2 separate regions of the Homo sapiens genome follow, and region 1 is linked to region 2. A link is a contact called in ENCODE Hi-C data. All regions are on one chromosome and are shown on one strand. Each heading gives the region's core, a stretch centred on a gene start or an enhancer-like site at or near the end of the contact. The rest is flanking DNA. Distances are from core to core; before and after follow the strand shown.

Evidence for each region. A loop is a pair of places that touch in the nucleus more often than their neighbours do. Pooled maps may share reads with other maps.
Region 1: a loop to region 2 is called in a pooled map, with 6 times the contacts of the local background. The contact joins the promoter of ZNF799 here to the promoter of ZNF491 in region 2. A Hi-C loop is called at or near these places in 4 of 50 pooled maps.

What each region holds. Positions count from the first base shown.
Region 1 is chr19:12,399,941-12,402,658 of GRCh38, forward strand. ZNF799 (zinc finger protein 799) reads right to left here and starts at 1,331. Exons shown (of 4, transcript NM_001080821.3): 1 at 1,128-1,331. The coding sequence starts at 1,130. RefSeq lists enhancers at 626-715, 1,436-1,485 and a silencer at 946-1,105.
Region 2 is chr19:11,797,255-11,799,954 of GRCh38, forward strand. ZNF491 (zinc finger protein 491) reads left to right here and starts at 1,269. Exons shown (of 3, transcript NM_152356.4): 1 at 1,269-1,473. RefSeq lists a silencer at 261-430 and enhancers at 524-1,035, 1,261-1,360, 1,371-1,530.

The DNA of each region.
Region 1 (2,718 bases), core at 81-2,580, 600 kb after region 2:
TGTTCAGGAACCCAAAATAATTCTTTCAAGAAAAAGCCATACATTGCTAGCTGAAAACAAGATGACAAACTAGTGAAATATCGCCTGGGGGCCAAACAGTTCATACCGTTGCTGTGAATTAAGGACAGAAGGTTAGCCTGGGGAAGTCTCTGGAAACCAAGAGATTTGCTGCCAGCCCTAGGAGGAGTCAGGATGAGAGAACACAGTGGTGGATTTGAGACCCTGCTAACCACATCTTTGGAAGACTCAGAGGGGAAACGGTCGCCCTTGGAAAGAAAGAAGGGACTGAGGACCACGGAGACCACAGCTCCTCCCACACACAAACCCCACACACGAGTCTGGATTCCACCTGGTGACTCGTCGTCACCGTGCAGCCTCCTCACCGGGTTCACAGGAACTGCGAGCCAGGCTGGAGGCGAGATTGCAGTTAGATATTAACCAGGTGCCCTCAGCCCCGCTGCCTCAAGGGGCCGCCTCCCTGAGAGTCAGGTCACAGCAGACGCTGACCGCCGGCTTCCCCATTGTGCCTGGGGATAAGATCTCTGAGAACTGCTCAAGAGTCGCCGGAGTTCTCAGATCCTGAATCCCAGCAAAGGCTGGCGCCAATCAGGTTGAAGTCCCAACGAGGGAGCCCATTCAGCAGAATGCGGTTTCTTCACCTCCTGTCCCAGGATTCACCCCTCACTTCCCCACCAACCAACGACCCTACACCCAGCCGCCCCCGTCCAGACCCCAAATCCCTCAGGGAGGCGGATCTGGGGTGTCCTCCCCTCTCTGGCTATTAAACTGTTTCTGCTGCAGCCCTCAGCGTCTCGGTGCAGTGAGTCGGGCCGCGAACCTGTGTTGCTTACAGCCGCACAATCTCGGGAGACGCGAGGCTGCGGGCGCGGAGCTGCCCAGAGAGGGCGCCGGGGCCGCAGTCGCCGCGCAGGAACGGGACAGGACGCCCGGGGTCCCGGCTGCATGCCCAGCCCCACCCTGCGGCCGAGGGCCGACCTACGCCAGGGGAACCCGGGTCCGTAGATCCCGGAGTAGCCCTTGGGGAGGCCCGGGTCCAGCCACAGCCGATTACTGCAGGTTCCACCCAGCCCCTCCCCCGCCTCGGGACGCCGGCCCAGCACACGCACCATTTCCCGACTTCCGCGGTGTCCCAGGTCCTCCGGACGGCTCCCGCTGCCAATGCGGGTTCCCGCGGGACACAGGCTGCCACGGAACTTCCAGGTCGTCTCTTAGCTACAGAGCCGAGCACCGAGCGCCCAGCGCAGGTGGGTGGAGAAGACGCCGCGGGCTTTTTCAACCACACACTCCTCTGGGAAGCGCGCCTGATTGACAGTTCCCACGAACCCGCCCCACGGCCCTTACTGGATACGGCGTCAGGTGCCGCCCCTCGTGGACTGATTGACAGAAGAAGCGATCTTGCACAGCTGAGTGGAGCCAGATGAGCAAGTTCCTGACACAGCCCTTGGCAGGGCGGGCTTCCTCCCTGCTCTTTGATCTGAATCCTCCCGAGGGATATTTGCACTTAAGCGGAATTTCCTGCCTGTACTCAATAGGACCTCCTGCTTCTTCCTCCTGTACACTGACTGACAAAACAATTATACTTTTTTTTTTTTTTTTTTTTTTTTTTCCGAGAGAGAGAGAGAGAGAGAGAGAGAGAGAGGGAGTCTTGCTCCGTGGCTCAGGCTAGAGTGCAATGGTGCGAGGCTCACTGCGACCTCCGCCTCCTAGGTGGGTTCAAACAATTCTGCCTCAGCCTCCCGAGTAGCTGGGATTACAGGTGCGCGCCACCACACCCGGCTAATTTTTGTATGTTTTAGTAGAGGCCGGGTTTCACCATGTTGGCCAGGCTGGTCTCGAACTCCTGACCTCGTGATCCGCCCACCTTGGCCTCCCAAAGTTCTGGGATTAGAGACGTGAGCCATCGCGCCTGGCTCCAATTATACTCTTTTTCAATGAAATTTTTCAAAATATTTCAATGTACAATTAAATTATTTTTTACTATAGTCACTCTGTTGTGCTAGCAAATACTAGGTCTTATTCATTCTTTGTAACTATTTTTTATACCTATTAACCATCCCCACTTCCCCCATAACTACTCCTCGCTACTACTTTTCCCAGCCTGTGGTAACCATCCTTCTACACGTTTTTGGTTGTTTGAGATGGGGTCTTGCTCTGTTGCCTAGGCTGGAGTGCAGTGGGGCCATCATGGCTCACTGCAACCTCTACCTCCCAAGCTCAAGCAATCCTCCCACCTCAGCCTCTCAAGTAGCTTCAGATTGTTCACTGTTGGCATATAAAAATGTTACTGATTTTTGTATGTTAATATTGTATCCTGCAACTTTACTGAATTTATTTCTCAGTTCTAATACTTTTTTGGTGGAGTCTTTAGGTATTTCCAGATATAAGATCATATTATATGCAAACCAGGATAATTTGACTTCTTCCTTTCCTTCCCAATATAGATGCCCTTTATTTCTTTTTTTTTTTTTTTTTGGACTTATTGCTCTAGCTGGGACTTCGAGTACTGTGCTGAACAACAGTGGTAAAAGTGGGCATTCTTATTGTGTTCCAGATCTTACAGGAAAGGCTTTCAGTTTTTCCTCATTCATTATCATGCTAGCTGTGGGTCTGCCATATATGGCTTTTATTATGTTAAGGTAGCTGCTTCTATACCCAGTTTTTTTTTAGGGTTTTTATCATGAAGGGATGTTAAATATT
Region 2 (2,700 bases), core at 19-2,518:
CACTGAAGCTTCAAACTCCTGGGCTCAAGATCTTCCCACCTCAGCCTCCCGAGTAGCTGGGACTACAGGTTCAGGACACCACGCACTGCTAATTTTTAAATTTTTAGTACAGACGAGGTGTGGCTCCGTTTTCCAGGATGATGAACTCCTGGGTTCAAGCAGTCCTCCCGCTTCAGCCTCCAAAAGGGTTGGGATTATAGGCGTGAGCCCCCGCACCCTGCCTGCAAGTCTTTTAATTCACTTCAATTATCTTAGAATTTTCCTTCCCCACTTTATACATACGTACAGTGGAACTGAGGGTGTTTGTCTCAGGTAACCGATCAATGAAGTGAATAACCTGTAGGGGGCAGCAGAGCCTAAGGCCAGTGACACCCTGCTGAGGCCAGTCTGGAGCCGGCAAAGGGAGGGAAAGGGAGCTCCCCTGGGTGTTTCCCGGGCAGCCTGCCCTCTACTGCAGGTGGCCTCCAGCTGCTCAGAACAGCTGCGGAAGGAATGTGGATCCTGAGAAGCTACAGAGCCCTGGAAAGCAGGAGACTCACGTGCAGGTGCACTTTGTGTAGGGGGGTTGGGGGGAGGTTCTGTCCTTACTGGGGCTGTACCTAGAGCCTAGGGACGTTTTGCGGGGGCAGTGTTTGGTTTTTACGTGCAAAGGGTCCCGGCGACAGACTGTAATTTGTACATACAAAGATAATCTGTGAAGATCAGGCTCAGTAAGATTTGTCTGACATGTCACCTGGAGAAAGGGTTTGTGAAGGTAATAGTTTACTTAGGTTAGAAGCTTAAACTGACCCCAGGTGAGAACTTCTGCTGGTGAAAATGAAGTCTAGGGGGAGGAAGCGGTTCCATATTCAGGGGTGGGACGGGGGGAGTGTGAGGAAGTCTCATCCCCAATTCCCGCCCTGTAGAGGACACCTGCCTCTCCCTCCTGGTGCAGTCTTGCCTGGCCTGGCCTGGCCTGGATTTCCTTCCTGCTATGAGGCAAAGGAATGACTCCATTGAACACCGAGTCTGGAATTCCCAGCACACATTTCTGAAAGATCGAGGAAGCTAACAGTGCCCCTTCTAACAATAAGTAGCAAGTTTGGCTGAAATGCAGATAGCCAACGACCAGGGCGCAGGGAGTGAGCTTAGCCTTAGAAAGGCTGTAGCTAGGATTAATCAGCCGGGCTCTGCAGGGCTCCGTTACCCAGGGCTTACCCTGTCACTCAGGGCTGAGGGGCGGAGCCTGGAACCCCATCCAATCAGGGGCCCTGGGACGGGGCCCTGCCAACTGTCAATCCGGGGAAGCAGAAGGCCGCACTCAGAGTCTCTGCACTCCTTTGTTGCTGGGGTCCGTTGCGTTCTGCATCCAGTCCTTGCTGCTCCGAGAGGCCCCAGGTGCCTCCGCCACGGCTCCTGTGACGCTGTCACCTGCGCTGTGACCTGCTCCGGAGTCATAAAGAGGACGCCGGGACACCAAGAAGCAGGGAAATGGTAAAGTGCCCGGCCTAGCGTCCAGATACGTGGAAGAGGGGCTGGGTGGAACCAACAGGATCCTGCTGTGGCGGGACCCAGGCCTCCGCTCGGGCGACCCCGGCGATTGGGACCCGCGTCCCCCATGGCGTGGCTTGGCCCTCGGTCCGCTCGGCCGCCAGGTGGGGCTGGGCCCGCAGCTGGGACCCCGGGCGTCCTGTCCCGTCCCTACGCGGCGACTGCGGCCCCGGCCCCGGAGTCCTCTCTGGGCAGCTCCGCGCCCGCAGCCCGGCGTCTTCCCAGATTGTGCGGGGGCCACGGGAGGGTCATGGGGGGTCGGATGTGTCCCGCCTTTCTTCTGCTAAAAATTAAACTGAGGCTCTGTTAACAGTTAAAGAGTTTGTTGGAGCAACAGCGATTCCGAGTGAGAAACACCCGGTCATGGCTTGTGATTGAAGAAAAGGCTTTTATAAGTTGCATGAGGAGGCAAACAGGATTAAATACTTGATTAGTTACAGTGATGCTGTCGCCGTATGTGGACTTGTCAACCTGAAATAAAAGAATCAGATTCCAGTTTTTTAAAGTTTACTCAAGCAAGAAGCTGGGAATGGCCCATTTGGGAAAACACAGGATCCACGGAAATGGGCTCAGTGTTTCAAATTTAAAAGTTTAAGTTCTTGCTTATATAGGCAAGAAATTTAACAGGATTACAACGTTTTTTATACAAGGCTAGTTTGTGAGGCACAACAATTTAATCAGAGTTTGGCCCGCCCCCCTCCCCCCGCCCCCATAGAGCTTTTTTTTTTTTTTCTTTACATTTGGGTTTCATTTCCTTTCCAATTTAAAAGAGTATATTTAACATTCCAGCGTAAGGCAAGGTGATGCCAGCGTGGACAACATGGCGAGACCCCGTCTGTACAAAATATTTTAAAAAATTAGTCGGGTATGGCCGGGCGCGGTGGCTCACGTCTACAATCCCAGCACTTTGGGAGGCCGAGGCGGGCGGATGACGAGGTCAGGAATTCGAGACCATCCTGGCCAACATGGTGAAACCCCGACTCTACCAAAAATACAAAAATTAGCTGGGCGTGGTGGCACGTGCCTGTAATCCGGCTACTCGGGAGGCTGAGGCAAGACAATCGCTTGAACGCAGGAGGCGGAGGTTGCGTGAGCCGAGATGGTGCCACTGCACTCCAGCCTGGCGACAGAGCGAGACTCTGTTAAAAAAAAAAAAAATTAGTCAGGTAT